Regions from separate parts of the Mus musculus genome. Here all the other regions are linked to region 1. Evidence: chromatin loops called from intact Hi-C (ENCODE). Cell type or tissue: left cerebral cortex. All regions are shown on one strand. Links, peaks and the distances in the headings refer to the core of each region. The heading gives the core; the rest is flanking DNA. Region 1 holds the start of Lce1g (late cornified envelope 1G). Region 2 overlaps Lce3f (late cornified envelope 3F). Region 3 has its middle 23 kb from the start of Lce3a.

Region 1 (10,533 bases), core at 1,183-9,182:
AGCTATTAATGGTACTCTGCTTTACTTGCATACAGGGGCCTAACAGAGCTGTTCACTGGGAGGCTCTACCCAACAGCTGACTGAAATAGATGCAGATACCCACAGCCAACATTGACCAGTGCATTGGGACTCTCATGGAAGAATTTGGGGATGGATTGAAGGCCCTGTGGTGGATAGGATTCTCACCAAAAGACCAAAGAGGTCAACTATCTGGACCCCTGGGAACTCTCCGAGACTGAGCCACAAATCAAAGAGCATGCACTGGCTGGACAGAAGCCCCTGGCACAAATAGAGTAGACATTTAACTGATTCTCCATGTGGGTCCCCCAACAATTGGAGCAGTAGTTCCTCCTAAAGCTGTAGCCTGACTCTGGAATCCTTTTTTGTTTTTTAATAAAAATATTTTAAGATATTTTATTGAGGGAATAAATGATGCTTTCAAGATTTTAACAATATTCTTATTATTTTTTATTAGATATTTCCTTTATTTACATTTCAAATGTTATCCCCTTTCCTAATTTCCCCTCTGAAAAGCTCCTATCCCTTCATGCCTCCCCCTATTTACTCACCCACCCACTCCCAATTCCTGACCCTGGCATTCCACTATACTGGGGCATAGAACCTTCCCAGGACCAAGGGCCTCTCCTCCCATTGCTGACCAACTAGGCTATCCTCTGCTACATATGCAGCTAGCACCACGAGTCCCACCATTTGTTTCTCTGATTGGTGATATAGTCCCAGGGATCTCTGGGAATATTGGTTGTTTGATACTATTTTTTCTCCTATGGGGTTGCAAAACCCTACAGCTTCTTTAGTCCTTTCTCTAACTCCTCCAGTGGGTACCCCGTGCTCAGTCCAATGGTTGGCTTCCAGCCTGTCTACAACATGGCTTTCTTCTCTGGCCCCAGTGGTAGATGAAATGGCTAATTCTGCATAGTTCTGATATAACAGGTGGGAGGATAACTAGAGGGTCCCCATCTTCTAAGAGGAGATGAGATAGAGCACAGGGATACTGGGAGTTGGGACAGAATTTAAGATGTAAATATATAAGTAAATAAGGAACTATATTCTTTCCTAAAAATTATTAATTAATTTGTAAGATAATGATAGTCTCAGTTATAACATTACATTAAAATTTTGATGTAGTGAAGAGAAGTAATGCATATTTTCTCTCATATAAAGAAGAAATATGCATTATACTTCTTCAAAAAGGAAGGTACTACCACTTAATTTTGAGTTTTACCATATATGATTATATTTTATTAAAAATATGTTCATCATATTTTTATTGACATACTATAATGAATTTATGCCATTGTATGAGTTGTTCAAATTGTAAATGGTGAGCTCTCAACATTATTCAGTGGGTACATTGTTCTTTGTGGCATACACTCTAAATATTGTGCAAAAATAATTTGCCTTTACATTTAAATTTATGAACTTTATTTTGCTTAAATTATATATAGCAGTTTGATTATATGTTGCAGGGACATTTTCAGATACATTAAAGAGAACTGGACACTAGGGTCTAATAGGATGAGTTAGTGCTCAGATATTCCCTTCCTGTGAAAGTGACAGTGGTAAAGGTTAACAAAGTCTCTTTCCTTCTAGGACAGAGGACAGAGTTAGGAACCTGAAGCAAACCACAAGATCAAAGACTACTTCATCTGAGTACTACTGCAGTGACTTGTATTAAATTAAAACAAAGAAGTAGGAAGCAGAAATAAAAGGGCTTCCAAACATTTTTCTCTCTGCTAATGGATGACTCTATGAAGAGTTCAGCAGACACTAACAGGGAAGGAATGATAGCACTGCCAATGGTCAGCTGGCCAGAAGTTCACACTATATAGCACATCAGTTACAAGAGTAAAATGACTTAAAGAAAAAAGAATATTTCTGCATTTCTGTGTAAGAAAATTTTTTAACAAGAGATCACCAAGAACATAAAGAGGAAAGAAATGATTGACCAGTGTACTGCTTATTCTCATTTAATCTGAGCATAGAATCAAGGTCCTCCTATTGACTGTCTAATAGTCGGCACGAACCAACAATTCCCTGGACATGGAGTTATTCCCCAACATTTGTAATTGTGACAAGTAGGGTCTGCAGCACTATAGAGGAACAGCAATATGAACTAACCCAGAGATCCCTGGGACTAAACCACCAATCAAAGAGAACACTTGTCTTTAGCAGTATATGTAGCAGAAGATGGCCTAGTCAACTATCAATGAGAGGAGAGGCCTTTGGTTTTGTGAAGATTCTATGCCACAGTATAGGGGAATGCCAGGGCAAGGGAGCAGGAGTGGGAGGGTTGGTGAGCAGGGTGAGGGGAGAAGATATAGGGGATTTTCAGAGAGGAAACTAGGAAAGGGGACAGCATTTAAAATGTAAATAAAGAAAATGTTTAATAAAAATTACAAAAAAATAGAAAAGAAGTTCTTACAGATAGAGTACAGGTGTTAGTATGACGTCATAGGAAATACATACACATCTAAAAGAGGACAATTGCTCTGGGTGGCACAGTGTGTTTGAAGGAAAAGATAATACATGACAAGAAACAGGATGGGCCAAAGAAAAAGAAAAGCAATGCTCTTTTAAGGAATGGTCGTCAAGATTTTTATTTAATTTATAACAAAGAGGCAAATGGTCATTGTCATTTCATGAGGACAATTCAGAACATTTTCCAGGAGATTTCAGCAACTCAGAGGGCAGAACAAGGAGGGAAGCAGGAGGAGAGGACATCACCCAATGGAGAGTCTTCTGAGCGTGTTCTCCTCCTGTACCATTTGTCTGAAGTCTTCCTCATGCAGGTCAGCAGCAGTCCCCAGACTGCTGGCTACTGCCACAGCAGCCACTGCTGCCACCACTGCTGCCACAGCAGCCACTGCTGCCACCACTGCTGCCACAGCAGCCACTGCTGCCACAGCAGCCACTGCTGCCACCACTGCTACAGCATCCAGAGCTGTGACGATGGCGACGAAGAGATCTGCGGGGTCTGTGGTGGCTCAAGCAGCAGCCTCCACCCCCAGAACTGCAGCAGCCACCAGAGCTACAGCAGCCTCCAGAGCTGGAGCCACAACAGCCCCCAGAACCCAGGCTACAGCAGGAAGACACAGGGGGGCACTTGGGAGGACATTTAGGGGGGCATTTTGGAGGGCACTTTGGGGTCTGACACTTGGGAGGGCACTTGGCAGGGGCTTGGCACTGCTGCTGGCTCTGCTGGCAGGACATCTCAGCTGTGGGTGTTCAGGAGCTGTGAGAGAATCATGGATATGTCAGACGGCAGGCACTGTGGTAACCTGATCAATGCTGGCCCCACAAAAGCATTAGTGATCATCATAGAAACAAGATTCATAGTCATTTCATTTATACTATAGTCAGAATGAAACATCCTGTTGATCTTGTATTTAAATATCAGAAATCTATGCACATGAAATACACTTATCTGGAACAACATTATGAACTAACCAGTACCCCGGAGCTCTTGACTCTAGCTGCATATGTATCAAAAGATGGCTTAGTCAGCCATCACTGGAAAGAGAGGCCCATTGGACTTGCAAACTTTATATGCCCTAGTACAGGGGAACGCCAGGGCCAAAAAGTGGGAGTGGGTGGGTAGGAGAGTGGGGGGGGGAAGGTATGGGGGACTTTTGGGATAGCATTGGAAATGTAAATGAGGGAAATACCTAATTAAAAAAAATATATATATACATACATATATATATATATATATACATTTATATATATATAAAAGAAATACACTTATCTAACTCCAGCAGCACTAAATAAATATCAGGTGACACTTAGGTTTGCTATGCTTAGTCTTCACATAAGCAAATATATGTACTATTTCAAAGATAAGTAGTTGTAAAGAGAGAGAACAATCATGAACTGAAGAATATTTAGTGTAAAGTCAGTATTTGAAACGAATTTCTAGCACATTCAGGAAATAAGCTCAGGCCATGACAGAAATATATGTAAACCCTGTTCAGATCTTGCAGGAACATTAAGACATGTTGTGAGAACGAAGGTCAGGTGCATCTAAACTAGCATCTGCCCTGGCTAAGGTTAGAAAGGTCAGTGTCATATTGGTGGTGTCCTATTGATCAGAGAAATATGTGAACAGATCCCAGAACCTGGGCTCCTTTCCCAAGCCAAACTGAGAACATGTTGGCTTTTCTTGCTCTATTTCTTCAGTGCAAAGAAGGAGAAACATTTTCATCCGAAACCAAATTTCCCCTAGTAACTTCTATAGATACACAGTTATCTATGCTGAATATACCATCCTAAGTAGTCCTAGAAATTGAAGGTATATAGTATTTGCCAGGGACAAAGTACCCAAAGCTTTTTAGAGTCTCATAATACCAAGGCTGTGGCTAGTTACCTCATCCCTCAGATTTTACCATGTTTTATGGTATATCAGTGTGTCCCTTAGGGGGAATGATCCCTCCCAGAGTCTATCCGGCTCTACTCCAGCTCCACTCTGAAGTCTCTGCCCTTACCTTCAGTAAACACTTACCAATATGAAGGGTAGCACAAGATCTGTGGGTATCTCAGCCAGTGAATGGATGGAAGCAGCCTGTCCATCGGTCCTTTTATTCTGAGCCTGGGCTCTATCCCAGCCAGTGAGACAGTGACTGGAGACAGGATGCCATGCCAAGTGATTCCCACATGATTTTGTGACAAATCATGACAAAATATTCCTCATCAGCATTCCACTTTGTGGGCAAGCAAGCTGCATCTATCTTAGGGCATTGCTTAGGCATGAAATCAGGAAGTGGATTCATAGATCCTTAAACCTGGCATTCCCACAAAATACTTCCATTGGGAAACACTTATTTCCTTATCATCCTCCAATTTTGCTTGTGGTTACTGTGATATGTGCCACTGGTGGCCCATGCTAAGATGAAAAACACCTTTAGTATCTTGAATGTCTGCTTCAATTCAAGTACTTTTAAGTTGTAAATATGTGGACACATTTTAGACATCTATAGCAATAAAACCCTGCATGATCAATCTCTCTCAGCATCAAGACATGTGGAGATGTCATTCTGAAAGTCTATTTAGCCAGTATCATTTCCCAATTAAACTATTACCACAGAATATTAATGATATTGCTTATGGGGATATGTGAAAATCAATATAATTTCAAGACATGGATAAAAATGTCTCAGAACAAAAGAACATTCTCTTATATGGTTTCTGACCGACAATGTGCAAAGTGCTAAACATGCAGTTGTTAATATGGTGCCTGAAGACATCAGTTGAAAGGTGGCTTAACAATGGAGAATGCACACTGCTCTCTTGAAGAGGGTCTAAGATTGATTCCTAGAATCTAAGTGGGGCAGCTCAGGACCAGTTGTAAATCTAGATTCACAGAATGTAATATTGTCTTTCTTAACTACAGTGTTGCAATCATACATACAAACATGCACACACAAACAAGCATGAGTATAAACACTGACCATATAAACAGCAAACACATACACAATCTTACATACATATGCACACACACACACACACATACACACACAGAAGCATATAATTAAATTATAAAAAATCTGCATCGGAAACAATAATTAAAAGCAGCTGACTCAAACAGATATAGATAGCCCCAGCCAAACAGTAGATGGCGATGGAGACTCATGGATGAAGAGGAAGAATAGCAGGCCACCTGGGCGACAGAAACTCCACAGAAAGATTGACAGAATCAACTAACCTGGACCCTTGGGCCTCTCAGAGACTGAACAACCAACCATACAATATACACAGGCTGGACCTAGGTCTTCCTGCAGATATGTAGCCCATGTCCAGATTGGTATGCCTGTGTGTTCTGAACAACTGGAACAGGGGCTATCCCGAAAACTCTTGCTTGTATGTGGGATATGTTTCTCTAGCTGTGGTGCTATTAGTGGCCTCAGTGGGAAAAGAGGCACCTAACCTTGCAGAAACTTGAAGTGTCAGGGTGGAAAGGATACACACGGGCCTCCACCCTCTCAGAAGAGGAGGATAGGAGGGAGGAAGTATTGTGTGAGGGCTGAAAGGGAGGGTCAGTTAGCATGATATAAAGTAAATGAATGAAAACTATACATCTAATTTTAAAAAGGAGATGTAGATGTTGGATAAATAATGTGTATGAAAAGTTCCCCAAACCCCCAAAGTTTTACAAACTAATATTTATTGATAATAATAAAGCGGTTGTTATTACCAGAAAGAATGGGTGACCTTATTTTTGACGGTTTCTTTGCATTTGTCTTGAAAATATTTTATATTGGATTTTTCATGAATTTACATCTAATCATCATTTAGGAATATGCTATTAAGGTCTTAAATTTTTTTTTCAAAATTGATGGATCTGTAGATGCCACCATAAATCTCTCATGAAAACCAAGATAATGTACTGGTAATGTTAGATGGCACATTACTAAGAAGAACGTTAGAAAAGAGGTTCATATGGAATGGAAAGGAAGATGTTGATGGCCTATACAAAACCCAGGAACAGTCATTTGATGTGACCTATTGTCACTCTACTCCTGCATATGAGACAAAACAGATGATAGGCCATATGCACTCCCAAGAAGAACTTTGACAAACTCATCAAAAAAGACTTGTTCAGGACTGTATGTCACTTAAGAGAAATAAAAATCTTTATTACATCAGAGTTTTTGCTAGTTCTTCTGAAACATTTTCTTACCTGCTTTAAAATTTGTTCTTATATCAATGATGTGATTTCTGGCTCTTTATGATTTTTCTGTAAAATGTACATTACAACTTTAGGTGCCTTAATAATTGTTTCCACCTTTGTTTCTTTTAATCTATGATGTTTAATATAATCAAGATGAATTTATTGAAATTTGGGGGGGGGCGTTATATTTTTTCTTATACTCCCTAATTGAACACATTTATTCTGTAGACATTTGGTGATATATAAGCCTCTGACTAGCATCTTTATTGATGTCTAAGCTTAGGAACAGATAACCCTAAAGACTTGCATCACCCTAAAGGAACTTAACCTCTGAGACAGAGTGAGGTATGTGTGGTCACATTACCTTGAAGAGTTATTCACTGTATCAACTGGGTTGACTTTCTTCTCTTGCTCAGGTTATTACAACAGCTTTAGTTACTGGAGAGGTCAGAAAATGATCCCTGATTTACCCAGTGGCAGTTATGCCAGGCTCACCTTGGGATTTCTAGGATGATGTGGCTGAGATGGCAGCTAGTCTACATTTCTGTCCCTGGGCAAGACAACACCCACGTCCAAAACAGATTTGCCTGAACATAGTTATGTATGAGTAGCATGCTTCATGGATAAAGACTAGATCCTAGCCTTGAGTGAGATCTCTGAAGACTTAAGCCTCAAGCTATTGTGAATATCATAACTAGTAAACTGTGGACAGTGTGAGGGCTTCAGTTATCATGTGTTTGCTGTGAAACACAACAAGGAGCATCAAGACTAAGAAACCCAAGGTTGCAGTTGTGGCATAGCCTGTGGTTATCCAACTGCTCTCTAATTACAGTTAGGAACTTCTCAAGGAGAGGAAAAGTATGCCTGGTACTAAAACCTAGACAACTAATTATCCAGAGCCAACGAGGTCATAAATATTTGAGGAAAATTTACCACAATCACATTACTTCAATAGTATAATCCCCAACTGTATTATAAATATCTGTCCCTATACCCCAGAGAAAAGTGTAGTCCTCATCCCCCATTAATGAAAGCCCTCATCTCATCAGAGGAACAAAGGAAAACCACAGCAATTTTAAAGGCAGATTGAGCAGATCAGTCCCAACAAATAGGTCTGTGTATCAACTTCATCAAGTAAAGGTCAACTGTCATTACCGAAGAGCAAGTGAATAAATTGTAAGGGCCAGAAGTTCAGTGAGTTGCTGTGAGAATGTGACTCCCAGTAAGAGTATAGGCTAGACATGTAAAGTCTCACCAGCATGGCTGCCTAAACATGAGCTTAACAATAACAACAACAATAAACACTACAAAGTAAACAGACGAAAGCCCTTGAGGCTCCAGCCCTACTAAAGGACTACACGCCACTAAGGAACCCTGAGAGCAGAAAATTTCTTCCTCCCTGGGGAAGAGCACATCAATAAGTTATCCAGTGCCAAATGCTTATCTATAAAAATGTACATAGAAATAACTTCATACTGACTGAGAAGGTTACATTTAGGAATGTGTTTTAATTAAATGTCTAGAACAATTACATCAAAATAAAAAGAGAGATCAAGAATTTGAAAAGGGCCAAGGAGGGAAGGATATGTGGCAGAGGATAAAGCAATAAAAGGAAATAAGAAAACAATGTAGATGTATTACAATCTCAAAATTTTAAATCAAACTGCTGCATTACATATAATATTAAAAATTACCAGAAAACTGCATAAGGACACAGTAAAATACAACTGAAAAACTCTTTCCATATTGACCTGAGACACCAACATTCTGTATCTAAAAATATTACATAAAGCACAAATTTTTTAATGGATATTATTCCTCAAAGGTAGAGGTTGGCTATCCTCATACTATCTTTGCCACTATTGCACCAATGAGCAGACTATGACATAACTCTGATGACTGTAGCTCTCTGGGTTCATAGCTGGTTAATATTTTTGAAGAGTTTTTATCCTACCCTACAGAAACTAGAATAACATGTTTTTAGACTGTTAAAGGTATCTATCAGATTGTAAATGCCCTGGTCAGTACCAATGTATTTTCCTATGCTCTGTAACAAAAATGGTTGGTGCTTTCATCAAAAGGGTCTAAATCATCAACTTGTGGTGCACAGCCCAAAACAATCACAATAGTTTATATTATTGTTGTTATCTCTGGAAAAGATTTGACCAACAACATGAGGTAAATATCTTAGCTTAGTTGTGGACATATACTACACTATTTCAGAGAATCACCATACCCCTCATAGTAATAATACACATATATGCAAATTGCCATGTGGAATTATTAATATCTATTGTTAGACTTTTTTTCTCCAACCCCTCACTGCCATCTCCTCCCAACCCTGTCACTGTTAATTTAGAAGAAGATATAGCAGGGGCTCTTGGAGGACTTAGTTGGAGGAATAAAAAGTTGAGTATTGCCAAACCCTAGGAGTCCATGGGACAAAAAAATAATCAAATAATAAAAGTTATATTAAAACATTGAAAAGGAAGCACATTAAAGCAATAGGACCACCATGGTTGGTTTGAATACATGAATACTAGGATTCTGAAACAATTCAGTAAATGCAATAGAGAATATAAATAGACTTAGGCACACAGTTGTGATACTCATCTGCAATGAGGTCAAAAAGGCTACAGAAATATGAAACATCACTCATGGCCCATGCCATGAAGGATCTAGAAAAAGAAAAAACATATCGAACATTACATACATTGTGAGATGAAATTATTTCATTAAAATATGAGAATAAGAGAAGGTTGTACATTTTCTCATATTCCCTTAAATTTTTAGCTAAAAGCCAAAGGTGGAGGAAAGGGAATGGATTCCGGCTGGAAAATGGGAAAAAATGCCACTGTAGAAATACCATAAATTGACCCTGGAAAAGGCTTATATAAAAGGTTTTACAATTTGGTATTTCAAGGTCAGAATCTTTGCTATAAGGAAAAACTGAATATACTATTAAAGAACTCAGGAAACATCCTTTTTTCCATTGTAGAAATTAAAAATCTAGGAATGCTGTGAAATAAACAAAATCAAGGAGGATAAACAGTTCTGCAATGATAATTTATGATACTGAAGAAAGGCATTGAAGATAACACTAATGAGGGGAGGACATATAGTATACATACTAGTAGAATTAATATTGTGAAAATAATTCTAAAAATTATACACTTATAAAAATATTATAGAAAGCATTCTTCAAATGCAATTCAATCCTCACCAAACACAACACAAAAGAAATTTTGACTGAAGTTAAAAAAAATAATAATAATAAAACTTACCTGGTATTTAAAAGACTCTACACCAGTCAAGAAATGAAGCATAGAAAGCACAATGCAAAAAAGTATCCCAGTACATACTTTCAAATTATATTCCAGAATAAATTATTATATTAAGTAGCATAAGTGGCTGTAAACTGCCAGAAAATAATGTGTTCCCCAATAAAGTAGGCTTCAGAACACAGAGATAAATCAACACCCAGACATGAAATCTGTGACAAAAGTGTCAATAAAGCACATTGAAGAAGAGAGTGCCTTGTCAGTGCCTGGGGCAGCAAAAGTTGTAAATCCTCATAGACAAGAGAAAACCACACCTGCTTCATTTACACTGCACAAAATCAACTCTAAAACAGACATCCACTCAACACAATGAGGGAGAAAATGCTTCAAGGCATATAAATAGTCAAGGACTTTCTAAAAAGCAAAAACAAACAAACAAAAATCTTCATTTTCAGGAAAGTGAATGATAAAAAAATGAGGCTAACTTCAACATGCATTCTATGCAAATGTAACAAGCAGGAAAGAGGCAGCTAACAGAATGATAGTAAACTGTGAATCAGAATACAT
Region 2 (10,533 bases), core at 1,763-9,762, 250 kb after region 1:
ATTCAGATGGATTTGTGCCTTCATGGTCCTATTTATTTGCAGATAAGTCAAGGAAGTCATGTGTTTGACAGACTAAGTCAGTAGACACTCAACAGAAGCTTCTCCCTATGTTTCTATCCTACTCTTCTAGGTCCAGTTCCTGCCGAGATGTCCTGCCAGCAGAGCCAGAAGCAGTGCCAGCCTCCTCCCAAGTGCCCTTCCCCAAAGTGCTCCCCAAAGTGCCCCCCAAAGAGCACAACACAGTGTCTGCCTGCAGCCTCTTCCTGCTGTGCTACAAGCTCTGGGGGCTGCAGTCTCCCCAGCTCTGAGGGAGGCTGCTGCCTGAGCCACCACAGGCGCAGGTCCCACAGATGCAGGCGCAGGAGCTCCAGTTCCTGTGACCGTGGCAGTGGTCAGCAGTCTGGGGGCTCAGGCTGTGGCCACAGCTCTGGGGGCTGCTGCTGACCCAGACAGTGCAATTGGGAAAGAAACACTATCAAAAACGAGTCTATAAACCTCAAATGTTCAGTCCTCTTTCCCAGTTTCTCTGTCTTCTTTAAGTGCTGAGATGTTTCCCAAGAGAGCTCAGATCTCTCCTGGCTCTTCCTGTTCTCCTCAAGATCCTGTACCTTGATATCTTGAGAGCTTTTGATAACTGCCTGGGTGGTTATCATCCTGTACTTGACCCTGTGGAAAGTAAAGAATGTGTTTCTCAACAGCACTGTGTGTCTCATGTCTGTCTCTGTGTGTATCTCCTCCTGCTCTGTTCCTCTAGTCAGTACTATTTAGCATGTAGAGTAGATGATGCCTCCACAGAAGAGCAGCATGGTGGGCTTAGGGGCAGGGGAGGGCGTTGCATCAGTAAGAGGCTACTGGCTTTGATTCCTGTGGGAGACTTGACTAACCTGTAACATGTGTGGTAAGTGCTCTGACTGGTACCCAGATTCAACTAGAAGACAAAGACAGGAAATGGGTAGTCCAGGGAAGCAAAAACTAACAGATAGGTAGCCAAGAGTAAGGAAGTAAAGGAAAGCTATGGAAAGGCTGTAAATAGTTTCTCCAATAATATCTGAGGGCACCACTGAGAGCTAATGCTGAAGAGGTTATGAACACTAGGAGAAAGCAGAGCTCGGTTTTGATTTAAAAGAAAAGAAAAAAATGGTAAACTTATGGAAAGAAAATTTGGGAGAAAAAAATCCTGGTTTTATAAGTGAATACTAACTTTAAATAAAATATTTGCTTAGCATTTGGAATAAATGAGTTAGAAAAACTAAAGAAAAAGTGAGAGTTAGTTATCCTGATTCTGTGACATAATTTCTCAATTATTCTATGAAACGGGTACTCCTATTGTGTCAAATAAGGCAAATTATCATCACAGCTTATCATAATTCACCAAAACTTACAGCAGCCAGGCTAAAACCACTGTGCTTTCTGGGTTTGCTTCAAACCAAAGAAAAGAATCCTTTCTAAATTACCAACTCATGTAAGTTATGGGTTCATTAGGACGCTGCCAGGAAAGAATGGTGCAATTCCAGACTTTACATAGAAACACGGTCAGCTGACCATGCCACTTCATCTTGTACCTAAGACATTAGTTTTGTTGTGAACCCAAAGTGATGTCCTATACTGACTGGAAATGATTGGTATGATGGTGAAGCAATATGCTAATCTAAAGCCCAGGATATGCCTTAAAATAATTCTAAGAAAGCAAAATATATCTTAGAAATCTCTTCCAAGAATGAAAAATGAGAGCTCAGAATGGTGCGAGTGAAGCCATACCCACAGCAGCTGTTCTCACACTACTGTGTGGAGTGTTGCGCTGGACTCTAATGCCAATCCATAACCATAAACTTAATTCTTAGAAGACAAAAAAATAATACTTATTCATAGTAAATGAGTAAATCGAGTTGTAATGTTGACTATCATTAATGTTTAGGTTAAATTACCAATTTGCTTAGTTATTATCCTTGCATATTAATGTAGATAAAAATTATTCTGACTTCTCATTTGAATATCAACATTTTCTTAAGTAACTAAATAGTATATCTCAAAATTTAATTAATTGCTTTTAGAATTATGTGGACTATCATTTGAGCACATTTACATAAACTTTCTGTTGATGTAAGGGTTCATTGAGATTCATCTTCCAACTTCTGTTGAACACTTAAGCAACTACTTGACCATAAAAAGTTAATACCAAGTGAAGCAAACCACTTGCAACAAGTCAAACATTATACAAGTCCACTTCATAGGAGGCCCCTTCTGCAGCAAATCTGAAAAGATAAAAATGGAGCAACATTTCCAGGGGTTTGGGAGAGAGATGGGATCATTTGATGGGCACAGAATTTCTTTGAAGGATGACAAAAGGCCATGGAAATGGATAGTAATTATTGCACACAATTGAGAATTATTCAACAAAACTGACTCAGAAGGCTCTATCATGTACCTCTTAACACAAGAATAACACTGTGCAATGACATGTGAATCTGTAGGATTAAAAATATTTTTAAAGTTATTAGGAAGTGTCAGTATTCTCAAATTTCAAATGTTTCCCCTTCAGCTTTCATAGACACCAAGTTCCTTTGACTTTAAAGACATAAAGGTATAAAAACAGCCTATAATGAGGGTATATGTTACATCTTTTCTCAAATATACAGCCTGGACCAGCTGGTTCACACAATAATTTGAAAGCAAAATGTAGTGGAACTCATAGTATAACAGATTTTGCATACATATAGACAGGCTATTTGTTACACTATCATGTGAGAAATATTTGAGTAGTAGTACTCACCCTGTGACAAGAATGTTGAATCATAACTCAGAGAGAAAGAGAGAGAGAGGGAGAGAGAGAGGGAGAGAGAGAGGGAGAGAGAGAGAGAGAGAGAGAGAGAGAGAGAGAGAGAGAGAGAGAGAGAGAGAGAATGGAAGAATGGAAGAATGGAAAAATTTGACTTTAAAGTAAAAAAAAGTTTCTTGTATAATCCATGAGAGTTTTCAAGGCTTAACTATGCAATTAATTGTGATTTGTGGACTCACACACAGGAATAATGGCAGATTTATATAAGGATACATTATCTCCTGTTTACTTCTCGAGGCATTTGTGATTGCATATGAGTAGTCATCTGGAAACATCCAGCCCATAGGCAGAATAATTGGAAGATACTGTCTAGTGGGAACTATGGGTTGAGTCTTAAAAGTTTACCAGGACCTCAAGAGCTCACTTAGAAAATAAGATCAGGATTCCAAATATTAGTAAATCTATTTTAGGTGAAAAATGGGGCCAGATCGGTGTGCTGGATAATTTTATGTCATCTTGACACAGCCTAGAGTCATCCTAGAAGAGGAAACCTCATTTAGGAAACTCCTCCACTAGACTGGCTTGTGGACACATTTGTGGTGCATTTTCTTGATTGATGACTGATGTTGTTTGGCCAGCACAACTCTCTGTGGGCAGTGCCACCCATGTACTGGAGTTCCTAAGCACCATAATAATGCAAGCTAAGAAATCTAATAAGCAACATTTCTCTATGGCCTCTTCCTCAGCTCCTGACTCTGGGTTCCTTCCCTGGTTGAGTTCTTGCCCTGACATCCCTCAGTGGTGGACTAAAAACTATAAGATGAATAGATCCTTTCTTTCCTTAGTTTCTTTTGGCTACAGTGTTTTATTGAAGCAATAAAAAATCCTAAGTAAGACAGTCAGTAAAATCCAGACCTGGCAGTGAATAAGGGCTCAGGAGACCTGAAGGGATGCATGTATGCTCTAGCTCAAGCAGTGAGGTGATAGAGGCAGAGAAATAGATCTGGTACAGGCCTGTTTCCACAACAGCCAGAACAGCTTAGCACAAGCATGGGATCACATTCCTAACGGGAGACTGATTTTTTCACCCCCTCATTACATCCCCATACTCATGTTTTCACTGGTGGCAGGGCAGGGAGACATATCTCAACCCATAACTTGGAAGTACATAGTTTATTTCATGTTGCAACATTTACGTTTTTAAAAAGTGGAGGGTACTTCTACAGATTTTCATAAGTTTACTAGATAAGTAAAATCATGACTGACAACAGTAATGTCAGCTTTCTCAAATGCTGGTATTTTAATATGTGCATATATATGACATGTGTGTGTGCTTTAAAATACCTTTAACATAATTTTTAACATAATTTTTGGAGGTGCTGTATTTCAAGAAGAAATAGACCCCTAGTACTGCAATAAAGCAGAATAAGAAAATATATAGCTTAAATAGGCCCACTTTCTATAGGTCTCTCTTCATTTTAGTTATTTTGCACAGTTGAGGAAATCTAAGATAAAATACTAAATAATATATGTATGATTTTGGTGATAGTGGTAAAATAAACAAGTCAATGCCAACTTAATTTTTACCCTTGGGTTTGTCAAGAACAAGCACAGCATTTCAGTGGCTTGGAAGGATTTGACAACGCTAGGAGAGCAGCAGTGTCATGGTCTTGAGGCAAGGTGGCACCACTGAAAAGTGACAGCCAATGGGTGTCAGCAGTAGTGGCCCCACTAGCATCCGGATCCAGGCATCCCTCTGACCCTGTCAGCAGTACCCAAGGACTCAATGGTGTTATCAGAAGGACTATATCACTCACTGTGGAGCGTCTGATAAAGTTGCTGTCATCCTTCATGATGACACTGAAGACAGTTTCATGAACAATATGGGCATTTATGTCTAAGAAGCAAAATTTGAATAATAACTTCATTACATACAGTCAATCACCATTCATATTTGCAGTAATCTCCCTCCATTAGATAACCCAGTTTATATAAATTATTTCTATTGCTCTACAATTTCCAAGTCTCTTAAAACGGAATATATAGCCACCTAGATAGTCATAAAGTGTTCCTTACATTTGTTTTAATTTTTCCAGTGCTATCGTCTTAGCACAGTCTTAATGTTTTATTTTTTACTTTATCTTAAACATCTTGGAAGTACTTTGTTTTCTTGAAATCACTTCACTGCTGTCTCCCTCCTCTAGGTCCTTCTGACTTCACAATTATATAAGACCACACTGTGGCAAGTTTCAAAGTTGAGATCTCTCTCTCTCTCTCTCTCTCTCTCTCTCTCTCTCTCTCTCTCTCTCTCTGTGTGTGTGTGTGTGTGTGTGTGTGTGTGTATATCTGTGTGTCTGTGTCTCTGTGTGTGTCTGTGTGTGCATATGGGCATACATCCACATATATACACAAATATTGTATATTTGAGTTTATTCAGTAATTCATATACATCATTGGAAAATCAAAATAGGTACAGCACAGCTTAGGAATATCTGGACTCCCCATACCTGTCCTTCTGATTAAGCTACTACTCTTTCTAAAATCCATGGTCCATTGTGTTCTCTGACTTCCCAGGTGGTCCTACTCTGACCTTGCCTTACAGTTTTATCTCTTCCTCAAGAACCCTTGTTACATCTAAAATCCCATTAGTTATACCTGGGTGTCCAGCTTCAGCCAGTTGCCCTTGTATGGAGATGGGTTAAACACCTCTGTTTCTGACAAGTACTGTTGACGAAGACAAAGATTTTACCTGGTCCACCATTCCCAACAATAGCAAGTAACAGTATTAGGATTTGTCATTCCTTAGGCTCACTGTCACCCAAAAGCTCTGACCTAAGACATGATGTCTTACTCATGTATCTTACATAGTTCGCCATATTGGATCCTACATACTTGGGTGCTTGGTCTGCCTCACTGCTCTTTCAGTCCCTCAAGAAAAGAATTTGTATTTTGTTCATTTGTGAGTCCTTTTCTCTCAGGAAACCCAGTGTTTCAAAAGGCAAGATAAGTGGCTATAGGGTAAGTGGATACGTGAATTAATCAAACAAAGAATTAGCATACCTACCCTGCAGTACTGACACCAGAAGAGAACTTTCTAAACCTCTTCTAAAATCCCTTGACACCCGTCCAGAGAGAAGCAGGGAACTTGGATCTGGAAAGAAAGAAATGGAAAAGCTGCCCCCTTACCGAAAAAAATCTTCAGCTCACCCTGCTGACTCCTCCAACTCACCATCTGGCAGTGAGCTTGGGGCCTGAGAGAGGATCGCTTTGGGATATACACCAAGTCAGCCCAAGGGTCTCTTATCACTTATGCTGGTGCATTTTCCCCTGGCTTCTCTATTCAGCAGCAGCCACAGTGCAGAAGCCTTGGCGCAGAGCCACCTAGCGGCCACTTGAAGCCAGTGTTCCTCGATCCTCTGGAAAAGGCTCCTGAGAAGTCCTAGCCGGTCGGTCCACTAGGTACACACCACCAGGGCGTGAAAATTAGTAATTAGTGGAACAAGAGGGTTTTCTTTTCTTTTTGAGGGGTAGGGGTGTTTGTTTGTTTTAGTTTTTAGAGAAATGGACATAAAAGCTGAGTAAAGTATTTATAGCGTATATTCAGCAATATTATGACTAGACGGCCTATACTTAACAAGGACCAAAATCTCCTAAAACATTAAGGAGCACAAGATAATTTTTTATAAAACTGTTAAAAGACAAAGGCAATACACAAAAGAACTATAGATGGCCTTAAAACAAACAAACATACAAACAAACCTATAAGCTATAAGGTAGGAGGCTCCAGTGGGGAGGGGGTGTGGGGGGAGGAGGGAGGGTCCCAGGAGAGAGTAACTTTTTGCTTCCAGGTTGTCTCAGGAAACAGACCTAGACAGAAAGACTTTTTAGGCTCAACATTAACAAAACAAAACAAAACAAAACAAAACAAAACAAAACAAAATGGCTTTCACCTACGCTTAGCTCTTTCAGTAGTGTAGATAGAGTAATGAAGACTGAAGCATGAGTAGGCTGGTGTGCTCACAGCAGTGGTGTCAGGGTCCAAAAACCTTAAGAAGTCATGCCATTGGACAGACTGATTAACTACTAGGGCGAAATCACTGAAGTTACTACTATAGTAGTAGTCGTAGTAGTAATAGTAGCAGCAGCAGCAGCATTTTAAATGTATGTGCCATTTTTTTAGACTTGTAGGAATTAAAACCTGCCTAGATGCCTGCCTGCCTGCCTGTCTACGCAATAACATCCAGAAAATAGTCCAGAAAAAAAGGGGAAAGGAGAGAGGAACAAAGGGGCAGAGGAGAAGGGATAAAGGGAAAAGAGAAGGGTAAGAAAGAGGGGGGGTAAGGGAAAAAAAGGAAAAGAGAAAAAGAAGGGTGTGGGAGAGCCAAGGGAAGGAAAGCATAGTAGAGGAATAAGGAAAGGAGCGGGAGAAAAAAAGAGAAGGAAAAGAATGGAGACAGGGAGGAGAAAGAGGACAGAAATTTGGGAGCTGGATGGGGGAAGCTCCAGAGGGAGGGGGGAGGAAGGAGGAGAGGGGAGGAAGGGAGGGGAGGGAGGGAGGGGAGGGAGGGTCCCAGGAGAGATTGACATTTTGCTTCCAGGTTGTCTCAGGAGGCAGACCTAAGCAGAAGGTGACTGAAGTGTATGTAGACTTTAAAAGAATTTGACTGGCATGATCAGTTCAGCATCTCTTCTAATCAACCTGGGGAACTGAGGGAATTTTGAGGAACCCCTTTGGTGGGGAGCCCCTTTGATGAGGAACCCCTTCAGTAATCAGTAGTGTCCTAGGAATCTAACGTCCTTGAATGTACACTTCCCCTGTTAAAATTTTTTATCAAGGAAGATAGGGCTTCTGTCTAGTTGCCAATACCATTTTAAATTAAATTAAATTGGAAAGGGAAAAATTACAAGCCTGTTCTCATTTTAAACTTGGGGAACATTTCACCAATTTTTACTCTTAAAAGGTCCAAAATGACAACTAAGACTTTAGGAAACCACAATTGCTCCCTGAACTGTTTTTCATTGATGTCAGGACCACTTTCCTCATGTGGATCATCCCCGCACTTGGCTCAGGAGTTGCTCAACATCTTTGTATCCCTCAGCTCTTCATCATACTGGTGTTAGCAGGAAGTGACAACACACACCTGTGTGGTCACACATTTTTGTCTGTATACTCAGCAGTACGTGGAGTCCAAAAATAGCTCTCATAGTTATTTTGTGTATCCTAGAGTGGGCGTGATCTTCGGTGAAGCAAGAAGGTAGTTGAAATGAGGCACCTATCTAACATTAAGTGTAAGCTAATGTCTCCTCCTCTTGACATCCCTAGAGCAGTCTGTGGAGGGCAGTGTGAGGCAGGGAAGCTAGGCTCAAACTGGGCAGTACTACTTCCTCCATAATTATAATTATTGCTTGCCTGCCTAAATAAAAGGGTTAGAAATAAAATAATAATAATGACCAAAAAAATGAACTAGACCTCATTAAAAATAACTACAGAACAAAGCAGAGTCAAGAGAAGAAATTAGACCTTTGAGTGTGCCTTTTCTGTTGGTTATATACATAAACAAAAATAAAATTGTTAAGCTCCCTAAATGCCAATACCAAACTAAAACAGCTGGTTTTAGCCAGTGTTATATCAAGTTGATACAAAGGAAATAATATTATCTCGAGCAACTTTAAGCTATTTGTACTATACATCTTTAAAGAACCAAATACGTTTCAGAGAAAATGTATGAAGTATTGAATGATAATGATAATAATAATAATAATAATAATAATAATATCATTTAGAAAATAATACAGATTTACTGTAGAGTTTGTTTTAAAATATCAAATTTTTCAAAATAATAAGATATAAGAAGGGAACCCAATAAGTTAATTACATATTCTGAAACACTAAATTTAAATTAGAAATGGTATAAATTGGTATTATAATTAATAATTTTCTCCTTAAAATATAATTATAGCTGTTCACGGAAAAGGTCTAGCAATACTCTTTTTAAAAAAAAAAGTTCATTTTGCATCCATGGCAGCTACATTGAGGTCTCCAAATGCTACTTCCCACTAAAAAAAACAAAACAAAACAAACAAACAAACAAACAAAAACAGTAGTGATCCTTGGAGAAATGCTTGTCTAGTTCTGAGGCTAGTAGTATGATGAACTATCATGCTGTATCAGAAAGCAGGGATGCTGTGGGAGCCTAATGAGGTTCTGGCAGAACCACACAGGAGGCCATTTTAAAGGACTCCCACTGGGTGAAAAATAAGACAAATATCCCACACCTAATCAATGCACACCAAAACAGAGACCTGGAAATAGTAGAGATCTTTTAAAGTTACTTTTAGAAATTGACGATCTGTCAACTAGTTGCCCTCAAAATTGGACACACCAAAAACTTAATAGGTATTACGATGTTTTCTGTGTAATTGTGGTTCAGGCTATAAAATTGTTCGAGAGAAAGTCCTTTAACAATTCCAGGTAATAGGTGAGAAATGAGTGGCAGAAAAGCTCCATGTATAAATCTGTAATGTAATAACTTCTCAAGTACTAATCACCGAGAAGCACTTATGCTATTAAGTGAAAGGTTTCTGGGCAGCTTTAAGATGAATAAATGACTGGTACTGCCAACATCCAAGTCTACAGATAGGTCTCAGGTAACATCCCTCAAGTGGGGCAGGGCATATCAGACTGTGCAAGTCTTCTGTGTAGTTCAATAACAAGCATGTACAATCACACCAGTTTCATCCTTGCCAGAAATATATTTGAACCTGAATTTAACTTAAGCTTCTATATATAATTACTAGTTTTCAAGCATCAATGGGGAATGTAGGGACATCGCACAAAGGAGAAATGGCACCAAAAAGGATTAATTAGCCTAACTCAAAATCTGAATGATTCTTTAAGTCAAGTAAGCTACTTCTATACAGAGTAAATGATGTGGTAGAAAAATGTCTGAGCACACTATAGAAACACAGCAACTGAAGGTGTAGCTCAATTTGCACTGAGAATCAAACAAGCCACTCTTAAGCCACACTTTTAAGATTATTGCAAAAACATGAGCACAAATTATTTTGTGTTACTGAACTATTGCTTTTTTTTATTCTGCCAGGAATAGCAATGACAAGCAAGTTATTCAAAATGTCATCTATTAGAGACATATACTTCAGTATTGGAAGGTGACAAAAGATGTTACTCTGGACTTTGTTTTAAAATAGTCAAAGGGGAAAAATCACTGTAGAGATCCAGAGGGTAGGAAAAAACACAGGCAGAGTAACTGAGGGCTCATTGTCCTGTTCTCTCTCCTTGTTCAGATGTGAAGCTTTTAGCTGAATTAATTAATTAGCTAATTAATTAGAAATGATTACCACATTAAGTTAGCCTGTGAAAGCTCGTCTTAAAGTGCCAGGATCTGTACATAGAAGGGACAATTTTGTCATGGGCAGACAGGGAGCAGATGGTGCCAAGATGGTTCAGAGCATAGCGGGAGGGTCAAAGGGTGGATGCCAGGCTAAGCATAGGGCCCAGCACTGGCCAGCATGCCAGGCAGCCAACCCTCCCACATGGTGCGAGTTTGCCTAATCCCCAGTGTGGCGTTCCACCTCTGAAGGTCCCATCTGAGGCTTATGCTTCAGTCTATGCACAGTCTGCCACCCCTGCCTAAATTACAGGCTGGACCCTGTCACTCTCTATCTCTTTACTGTTGTATTTTCTTCAGTGTTTGTGGTTTTCTTATTTGTAATCTGATTATATTTATTTTCTGTCT
Region 3 (10,533 bases), core at 1,586-9,585, 150 kb after region 1:
TTCCTGGTTTTCTGCTTGTTGCTGGCAAACCTGCTGGTTTGCCATGGATGCAGAATTTCATGCTTTGCAACTATTTTATGCAAGTAATCTTTTCACCCTCCTGCACCATACTCTTTGCTTTATTCTGTCTTTTTTTTTTCTGTTATTCACACCTCACCCCTGTCTACTTGCTGAGACATCATCAGTGGTAGAGATCCTTCTCTGGTTATTTCTTCAGGAAGACAACTGCTGAGATGTTGAAAGTGCAAAGCTAGTGTTGCCCTTTCCACTTGAAGACAGCTAGGCAGAATCTAGACCCCTCTGCTCGAATTTCCACTGCTGAAATGACTTACAGGGACCATCTCGTGTGCTCTGGTCAAAATATCACTGGACCCCAATTTTCTTTCCCAACAGTGACTTTACCTTTTTTTCTGGCTGACCAATAGACTCTTAGTTTATTTTTAAATGTAATGCCTTAGCCAGACACCTTAAAATAATATGTTATTTCAAAACAGGGATTTCAGATCTTCTGATACCACTGGGTAAGATGGGAAATTAAAACTTCAAGATGGTGACTTAATGTGACAGTCAGGATAAGAAAGTAGTCTGGACCCTGACCAGAGCTGACAGCTGTAGTTGAACTTATCTTGCAGAGACTTCCAAGGCAGCACAGGAAACCACGGGGAAGTGCTCCCCTGTCACACAATGACACTGCAGGAAGTTAGCTGGAGCACCAAGGAGTTAGCTGGAGCACCAAGGAGTTAGCTGGAGCACCAAGGAGTTAGCTGGAGCACCAAGAAGTTAGCTGGAGCATAATTGGCACAGAGAACAAGGATTCCAGGAAAGAAGCTGTTTGCAAAGGCAGATTAGCTGACTAAAATTCAGTGATTAGTAAATGTTGCAATTTACCTTGGGTTATGTTTAGCACACTAAGAAGCTGCTCTTTGCCCCACTCTGTCTCTCACTTAACATCTTATGACTAGCTCATGAAGCCAGACCTAACACACAGACAAACAGATAAAATAATTTGGAATGTATTAACTTAATAAAAGCCTAGTCTTCACAAAATTAGGAGAGTCATCACACAGCATATAAGGCCGACAGCCAAGATGCCTCTCCTTTACTGGAACCACCTACTTAGTGTTTACTCCAATAGAGTTTAAAGCTGTCTCGGTTTTTTGTTTTGTTTTGTTTTTTGTTCTTTTTGTTTTGTTTTTTATTAAGTATTTTCTTCATTTATTTGTTTTGGGGTTTTTTTGGTTTTGGTTTTTTCGATACAGGGTTTCTTTGTGTAGCCCTGGCTATCCTGGAACTCACTCTGTACACCAGGCTGTCCTCGAACTCAGAGATTTGCCTGCCTCAGCCTCCCAAATGCTGGGATTAAAGGCGTGTGCCCCCTTGTTTTTTACCACAGAAACTTCATGAAATATTTGAGCATAGAATTTAGGATAACCAAAGTCTGTGTTCCTGGGCATGGTCACTCCTATCTGGGTAGAGAAGAAGTAGAAGAATATAAAATAAAATAAATTAAAATAAAATAAAATAAAATAAAATAAAAACCTCTTACTTTCTTTGACATGAGAGCTGTGTCTTATGTTGACAGCAGTGATGCCCAGCAACAGAAAGCTTACAAACACCGCAGAGAAATTTGGCTGATGTCAGTAGAAACTGGAAAACAATATCTTCCCCTCTCCCTTTCCCCACAGAACACTGAACAGCCCACAGAGGAGGAGCTGAAGGCCTTGCGCCTGTAGGACCAATGAGCTGTCCACCTTTGTGGACAGGAGAATGGAAAACTTGTTGCTGATGTGAGAAACTAGGAGGCCATGCAGGCTTCCTCCTGGGGTTGCTGCTGAGATCAGTGGGACTTTTGGTAAGGGCTCCTATCGCCCCTCCCCTATACACTGGTGCCATAACACAGAGCTATCCCTTTAGCTCCAAAGAGCCCAGATCCAGATATGGATGCTGTACATCCCCATCGGTAGAGAGCAGGGACCCTGAAGTCTAATTCTGGAGGCCGGTGGCAGTCTCCCCCATGAGGCTGCTACTGAAGTAGTTGAAACCTGAAGCCAGGGCTCTCATGCTGCACTCTCTCACTCAGCGCTGTCAAACTAATGAGTGCATTTCAGGGGAAGCCGAGAACCGCATACCCAACCCCAGCTTACCTGTGCCAGGGACTCAATACTGAAAATGATCCATACTCCACAACACACACCGGAGACTGCTTTAGGGAGTCTGAGTTTGGAATGAAATCGCAAACCACAGCTCCTTCAAAGGCTCATTTGCTACATAAAACATTGCAGGGAGGGAAAAATTAAAACCTAGGCAAGCAAGGAAGAAATATTGACTGGTGGGTTTTTATTGCAATTATTTATTTAGGTGGCAATGCACTTATATGGGCGTCAAATGGGACCTTCTACCAAGTGGGACCCAGGAATCAAACTCAGGTCGGCAGGCTTAGTACCAAGCACCTCCCCCCATTGAGCTCTCTTACCAACTTTGTTTGTAATCTAATGGGATTTGTCTTGTGTTGTTGTTATTGCTATCTTTTAATTTTTACTTTTTTTTTTACCTTCATGATTGCAAAAAAAGAAATCTTTTTAAAGAGCTTATTTTAGTTTGTATTTTGCTTGGCCAGGTGTACGGTTGCTCTGTAGGCTTTCCACCTATTCTGCTATTATGTTCCCTCGACTTCTGACAAACGCCCTTACACTTCCCTCTCATCCCCATCACCTTTCTGATCTCACCACCCCCCCCTCTTTTTACATTAAAGCCATAAACTTGCAAAATGTGGATAATCTCTAAACTGTGGATCCCAACAGCTTCCCTAAGTCCCCTTACAGATGCTTTTCCCATCATGCTTTGTTTCTCAGTTAACCTCGTAGTAATGCCTATCTGTACCCTGTCTACTTTCTTTCTATTCCCAGTCTTAATAGATATATCCTAGTGTGCACCATTCTTACCTTCATTGAACTTCCAATAACTGCTGTCATTAAAGAGACCATCGTTTTTAACTGTCTAACATGGCATTTACTTTTCTTCTGCAGTTAATTTTTTACTTCAGTAAAAACCTGGCATCCTCAAGCAGATACTGAGGAGTTAACTTTGAAACTGTGTATTTCACTCTACCATAGCCTAGCACCACTCGACTATTGCAAATACATCAGTTGAGTGAATAAAACTGACAGAAAAATTCAATCAGTATAGTTACCCTCAGATGTGTAATCTCGATGTAATGTAAAAACATGAAAACCTAAATACCTACTCCATGATACTATCACTGAGAATGAAAGAGGACATCCCAGATAAGGAATTTTAAAGAATGGTTCAAGATGTGCTTTGTGAAGTAAAAAAAGGATAAAAATAAACTGCTGAAAGGATTCAAAGAGAATACAAACAGCTGGATGAAATAAGGAAATGATATAAAACAAGAATTTTAAAAGACATAGAAATACTGAAAAGTTAAAATTGAGAGCTGGGCCTAGACCCCTGGGCTTGACCCTTAGAGCCATAGAATGTGTCAGAGTTGACACGTGCCTGTCATTGGAGACTGAGTGGGACTAGTTTAAGGGAACAATGGGCATTTTTCTCAGAAGCTATGGTGATGAAGTAACTGGGTTTAATTCTACATCCAGGAGATTCTCAATTCATCTTCAAACAGTCACCCCTTAGTCTGAATATGAGACTTTCACATTTTAGTTTTCATCTGTGCCCCAATTTGTCTCTCTCTTCTTTGTTAACACTAAGTCTCAGGCAGCTATAGGGATCCCAACAAGACTGTAGTTCTTCTGCCCTCCCATCTGATGGTGACTAGGCAAAGAATCCAAGTGTTAGAGGAGGGCCATAATACACTAGTGTGCTCTCCATCTTCTCTTTTGCTAAGCTAGACACCAGTGATTTGAGGAATATATTGTTGCTAGTGATTATTCACACATTGAGGAGAGGCAGTGGTCCAGGTAGCAATACAGTCCTAAAAATCATGCCAAACACGGGGAAGGCAAGCTATGCAAGATAGCAAGTCCAGAGCTGACCTTAACCAGAGTCAGCAACCTTAAAAGTGATCACCTGTGATAATCAACGCAAACAAGAGTCTCAGCCTTCGTTTCAAACATTTTACCCAACTGTTGATCCCAAATATTGGAAACTCCGTTTAAAAGGTATTTGCCATTCCTTAGACTCACACATTTTCAGGTAAGTATTTCCCAACATGTCCCAACCTGTAGAATATACAAAAACGTGAGAACACCTGAGCAGCTCAGTAGAGACAGACACAAAGTTGAGGCCACTGGGGGCTCCAACCTCGGCTTGGAGTGATTAGTACCTCTCAGCTCACTCACCGATAACCCAGGTCCTGCCTCTCCCTTATGAATAGCATGCATGCCTTAGCAGTCCTGACCTCTGGGGGGTGGGGTAGGGCATTAAAAGTTACAAAGAACGCAGCTTTGGAACAGCTATTCTAACTTACTGAAATTCACAAAGATGTATAAACTCTGCATCTAGTCAAGTATTTCTTTGAGTGTCTACATTAATCTAAATATGCTATGCTTTTTAATTGCAATTTCTTTACAGAAAGTGGTTTTTATTTTTTAAAAAAATCACAAAGAGGAGGTAAAGGGGAACATCATTTCCTGAATAAGAAATCAGTGTTTTGTTATATCATGAAATAAGGGAGAAAGTACAACTCAGAAACAGGCTAAGATTCTTGGTGTGGACAAACATCAAGTCCTCTGGGACCCTGTGTGTCGTCCTGTCAACACTGGATTGAATGAGAGGAAATGGAAAGCAAGAAGCAGCAGGTTCTTGATTTAACAGTGGGTTTACAGCCCAAGCCAGCTACAGCCTCCAGAAGCCCACCTCCCCAAAGCCTTTAGTCAATAACAGACAATTCTAGGAATCCACACATTGTACTAATTGCTCTATTCCATTCTGCCCAGCAGAGGGCGCGCTAAACCTCTGGAGTTGGGACTATAGACCATCCACCCTTGGAGAGTGGAGCACATAATGAAGAGCCAAGGTACCTCCCTGCAATGCTTGAATTAATATCTAACTCAAGTCCTTTTAATACAAAAAAGATATTTTTCCATCACTGTCATCTTAAAAATATTGGAAGAAACTTTTCAACCAAAAAGTTTTACAGTAGGAAAGAGATTTTTTTACAGTAGGAAAGAAGTGGCCATAATCATGGTAGAGAAAGAGATATCATGGTGATTTTTGGCCTCAACATTTTCTGTACGTGCCTCTGCTAGCCTCTCTAGGTATCTACAAACATGCCTGTGATGTATAAATGTTCTGGGACCATTCAGCTATCTCTGCTGCAAAAGGTCAGATAATGGTAAGAAGTCAAACTGGCTATAGGACAGAAGGTGTTAGACCTCAGGTTTGGAGAACAAGGACAAAGATGTGGTTTAAAGGAAATAAAACTTCTGAGGAGGAAAAATGAAAACTTCATTTCATCTTCAGGTTTAGAACTCGGATCTTTAGGAGGGGGTTTGGCTGATGGCGCTAGGGCATCTGTGGAAAGTCACTGCAGGTGCAGGGAGGGGAGGGAAGGGGGAGTCATGGACCACAACTGATGAAGCTAATAGCACCTTTGTCACTCCTCTATCGCCATCTACTGGCGTATCTTAATGTAGACAATGTCTTAAAAAGCTCTGTACAAGCAACAGAGAAAAGGATTGCATAGACACAGAAGTTTAATAGTCAACAGAACTAGGCCATTCTCTGCTACATATGCACTAGAGCCATGAGTCCCACCCTATGTTTTCTTTGATTCCTGGTTTGGTCCCAGGGAGCTCTGGGGGTACTGGTTAGTTCATATTGTTGTCTCCTATGGGGCTGCAAACCCCTTGGGTACTTTCTCTAGCTCCTTCCTTTAGGACCCTGTGCTCTGTCCAATGGATGACTGTGAGCATCCACTTCTGAATTTGTCAGGCACTGGCAGAGCCTCTCAGGAGACAGCTATATCAGGCTCCTGTCAGCTAGCCAGGGCCAGGAAGCAGGAGTGAGTGGGCTGGGGAGCAAGGGGAGGGGGGAGGGGATAGGGGATTTTCGGAGGGGAAACTAGGAAAGAGGATAACATTTGAAATGTAAATAAAGAAAATATCTAATAAAAAAAATAGTCAAGAGAATGAGGAGCTCATAGAGAAAATAAAGTAGGACCCCCCGCCAAAGGTGCTCCGTGTGGGTCCAGGGTTTTGGTTTTGGTTTGGTTTGGGTTGGGGTTTTGTTTTGTTTTGTTTTGTTTTGTTTTGTTTTGTTTTGTTTTGTTTTGTTTTGTTTTGTTTTGAGTCAGGGTTTCTCTGTGTAGCCCTGGTTATCCTGGAACTCACTCTGTAGACCAGGCTGGCCTTGAACTCAGAAATCCACCTGCCTCTGCCTCCCAAGTGCTGGGATTAAAGGTGTGTGGCCACCAACTGCCCAGCGAGTCCAGGTATTACAAATGCAGCAGGAAGGGAGAAAATAGAGGAATAACCCGTGAAACCCCGCCAGAAGGACGCAATTGAATGCCACAGACAGGGCGGTTATATTGGAAAGCCAAGTTGGAGGCAGCAAATGCGGCTGGAAATCAGAACAAGCATTTTTCATTTCATCATCCTTTGCCTGTAACAAGGAGACACGCAATTTTGTCTGAATGTCAACGCCTTAGGTAAGATCCAGCAAGAAAGAAAAAAGTATTTACCTAGCGCACCATAGACTAAAGAATAGCTATCCTAATGGATTTTTACGTGTGTTTGGATAACAAGATGGTTGAAAAATAAATTACCTTAGCAGCTAAATAGCTCTCGTAGCACATAAGAGGGGAAAGACCTTAATTTGTAGATTTACTGAGAAAACAGGTGAGCACCTCCTCTGGCTGAGCTGCAATGTGAGGATGTTAAAGAATGGGAGCTAGAGTCTAGAGCTGTAAAGGAGTCTATGTGAGTTTCAGTGCTCTGTTTTATACATGAATGCAAGGAAGAAAGCAATGATCCAAGGAAAGTTGTTTGTGTTCAGAAAAACGTGATCAGAAACATATGTAAATAAATGTCAGTAAGCACATACTAAACATTAACACCCAGCCCTTTCCTGTCAAGGGCCATGGAAGAACAACAAATGGCTTTAGAATTCACGGAGTTAGGCCCACCCACCAGTTGGCACAACCTCAGTGGCTGTGCCTCAGAGGCAGAGCACCAAGGACCATGTGTCCTGAGGACTTCATGCTGCTGTAGAGTTTTACTCTGCTTGTTGACTTCACATCCCTCTTAATCTAAGAATTGTATGAAAACTCTAAGGCGATGATTGGTTTCTTGTACCCATTTTTGCCTTCAGCTTCATAATATGATTTAATAAAACCTGCCAATGAGCAAGTGTGAATTCTGAGGATTTAAAGTAGAAATGACGGATTGTTTCTTCTATAAAAGTTTAGATTTGCGGTTCTTGTAACCTTTTCTATAAAATTACTTTTTAAGATAAATAAGAAAAGAATTCATCCTTTCTTTGTAACCACAAATTGCTGCCTGCCAGTAAAAAATAAATAAATAAAGTGGCTGAGAAAATTGCCTTGCTTGCTTACATTTTGTTAATTATAAAACGTCGCTTAGTTTTTAATGTATGTGGGTTCTTGGGAATAATTTGGGGGTTTTCTTTACCTGTACTATGTAATCTTTCTAGAACATACTTTTTTTCATTATCATTCACTAGAAGAAAAATAGATTATAATCATAATTTTATACTACTTGAAAGATTTTGCTGTGATATATAAGCTATGAGAGACAAAATAAAGTTGTTTGGAGCCAGCTCACAGGTGTTAGCTCCATCCACCAAATGTGTGTGTGTGTATGTGTGTCTGTGAAGTTGTTGTCTAGTTTCATCCACTCAGTGTGTGTGTGTGTGTGTGTGTGTGTGTGTGTGTGTGTGATTTTCTTCCCCTTTCTCCCATCACCAGCTGCTATCAGTACCAGCCTCCAGTCTTTAACTCTACACTCCACCTCAGTTTACCCTGGCTGTCAAAGTTGCCCTTTGACGCTTTCCCAGAACATTCTCAGGACTAACTAATTTAAACACAATTGTCTCGAACATACTTTAGATTATATCTGGGGAAGCACAAAAGCAAAGCAGAATATCATACGCAGATTCAGGGTACACTGAATACAGCACTCAGCACAGCCTTTCTCCAGATTGGATCTATAGCTATGATCTGATATCCAACAAGAGTAAACACCTCTTATAAATTGTGTGTGTGTGTGTGTGTGTGTGTGTGTGTGTGTGTGAAAGGAGGCACCAAATCACACCCAAGAACAAAATGAACCAGAGATAAAAGTCTTCTGCCTCCCCTGGAGCTTCTCTCAGGGCTCGCTAAGGCATTGTTCACCATGTGCCATTCTTTTTAGAGTGCTGACAATACAGAGTTGTATTTTATGTTTCATATTATGCCAAGTAATTAGGCTTTGTATGTTGGATATTTTTAACATTAAAAAAAGATTAGGGTCTTTTCTAAGTCCTATATAAAATGTTCATATTTTGTTCCAATAGCCAATCAATTGGATTAATAAACCTTTCAAGTTCCAGCCCATATCGGTCAAATATTCAACATGTTTGAAGCACTCTCCTAATCTATCAAGAGAGTAACAACTACTGTGAGCCTGAGAATGGAAAACAGAATGAAAATTATCAGACCCCTGGTATGGGCAACCCAGTGTTAACCTCTGAAGCTGATAAACAACTTATGGAATCTTTTTTCTTAAGTACTCCCTCCAATACTTTCTGGTTCTGTGGAACTAAACTTCATGGTTAGCTGATGCCCTTGAACCCCACTGCCATGTACATGATCAGACTGAAGAAGTGGGAGAACAGGAAAAGGGCAGAGAAAACAGGCCACATTATTCTGGACCACAGTCCCACCAAATAGAGAAGGTTTCCCTCTCACAGTTCTGGCTCTCACCAGCCCACTGGCGACCCATGCAACTGCTGCAACCAGAACTCTCTAATAAATGGACTGTGAAAGAACAGCTGAGGGTACTGGTTAGTTCATATTGTTCCACCTATAGGATTGCAGACCCCTTCAGCTCACAGGGTACTTTCTCTAGCTCCTTCATTGGGGCCCCTGTGTTCCATCCTATAGATGACTGTGAGCATCCACTTCTGTATTTGCCAGGCACTGGCATAGCCTCACTCGAGACAGCTATATCAGGGTCCTTTCAGCAAAATCTTGCTGGCATATGCAATAGTGTCTGGGTTTGGTGGCTGATTGCATATGTAGCAGAAGATGGCCTAGTCAGCCATCATTGGGAAGAGAGGCCCCTTGGTTTTGCAAACTTTATATGCCCCAGTACAGGGGAATGCCAGGGCCAAGAAGTGGGAGTGGGTGGGTAGGGGAGCATGGCAAGGGGAGGGAATAGGGAACTTTTGGGATAGCATATCAAATGTAAATAAAGAAAATTTCTAATAAAAAAATGAAAAAAAAAAAAAAAAAAAAAAAACAGCGGAGGTTCCAGCTTTTAGCGCTGTCACCCAAAACTAACACTAGGTGGCGCTTACTGAAGCTCTCTGAGCAGGGCAAGGCACATTGACAGATCTTCCAGCTGCATTGAGGAAAAAGCTAGGAAAATGCCAGAGCAAAAGGTTACCTCACCACCATCCCAAGTCTACTTTGAATCCTCAAAGTGTGTTCTGGCTGTTGCTTTTAGTATCAGGAGTAAAATATTGATAAACGAGAATGTATTTCATAGAATATATGATGAGTTTAACCTTACATTGGTGTTCATACTAATATTTCTGCTAGTAAAATATTAGAATATTTTACTATTTTTACATGTTTTGACACTAAACCAGTGAGTTTCTGATTTCCTGCTGAGTAGTAACTATTATGACTGGAGATAGTTATGATGAGAAAGTTCAAGAATATTTATATATAGTAACATACACTATATAATCATATAATATATATTTATATGTGTGTATGTATGATGAGCCCTTCTTTTTTTTAAACTCCAATTATATTTTATTCATGAGTTACATGAATTGTACATTTCTTTTCTTATGGGGTGGACAGGATAAACAACATTTTTAATTTTTTTTCCATTTTTTTATTAGGTATTTAGCTCATTTACATTTCCAATGCTATACCAAAAGTCCCCCATACCCACTCACCCCCACTCCCCTACCCACCCACTCCCCCTTTTTGGCCCTAGCGTTCCCCTGTACTGGGGCATATAAAGTTTGCAAATCCAATGGGCCTCTCTTTCCAGTGATGGCCGACTAGGCCATCTTTTGATACATATGCAGCTAGAGTCAAGAGCTCCCGGGTACTGGTTAGTTCATATTGTTGTTCCACCTATAGGGTTGCAGTTCCCTTTAGCTCCTTGGGTGCTTTCTCTAGCTCCTCCATTGGGGGCCCTGTGATCCATTCAATAGCTGACTGTGAGCATCCACTTCTGTGTTTGCTAGGCCCCGGCATAGTCTCACAAAAGACATCTATATCTGGGTCCTTTCAGCTAAATCTTGCTAGTGTATGCAATGGTGTCAGAGTTTGGAAGCTGATCATGGGATGGATCTCTGGATATGGCAATCACTAGA

What was found. Peaks named below come from ENCODE experiments on the same cell type or tissue, not always from the same donor. Only the 100,000 strongest peaks of a DNase experiment are listed, where the experiment ranks them.
Region 2: it touches region 1 in a loop (2.5-fold over the local background); 2 of 42 quality-filtered maps call a loop at or near these places.
Region 3: a loop joins it to region 1, with 7 times the contacts of the local background. A loop is called at or near these places in 3 of 42 quality-filtered maps.

The regions. Positions count from the first base shown.
Region 1 is chr3:92,747,769-92,758,301 of GRCm38, forward strand. It overlaps Lce1g (late cornified envelope 1G), which reads right to left and starts at 4,570. Exons shown (of 2, transcript NM_025413.2): 1 at 4,520-4,570; 2 at 2,383-3,253. The coding sequence starts at 3,231. The coding sequence ends at 2,812. In left cerebral cortex, for the core only: a CTCF peak has its summit at 5,614 (motif pointing right); a DNase peak (open chromatin) is centred at 5,644.
Region 2 is chr3:92,992,727-93,003,259 of GRCm38, forward strand. It overlaps Lce3f (late cornified envelope 3F), which reads left to right. Exons shown (of 2, transcript NM_001018079.2): 2 at 131-700. The coding sequence starts at 148. The coding sequence ends at 444. Among named protein-coding and RNA genes, the nearest start is that of Lce3f, 5.8 kb to the left of the region's middle. In left cerebral cortex, for the core only: a CTCF peak has its summit at 6,158 (motif pointing left); a DNase peak (open chromatin) is centred at 6,154.
Region 3 is chr3:92,898,270-92,908,802 of GRCm38, forward strand. No RefSeq gene overlaps it. Among named protein-coding and RNA genes, the nearest start is that of Lce3a, 23 kb to the right of the region's middle. In left cerebral cortex, for the core only: CTCF peaks have their summits at 4,913 (motif pointing right), 5,590 (motif pointing left) and 9,482 (motif pointing right); DNase peaks (open chromatin) are centred at 4,911, 5,601 and 9,505.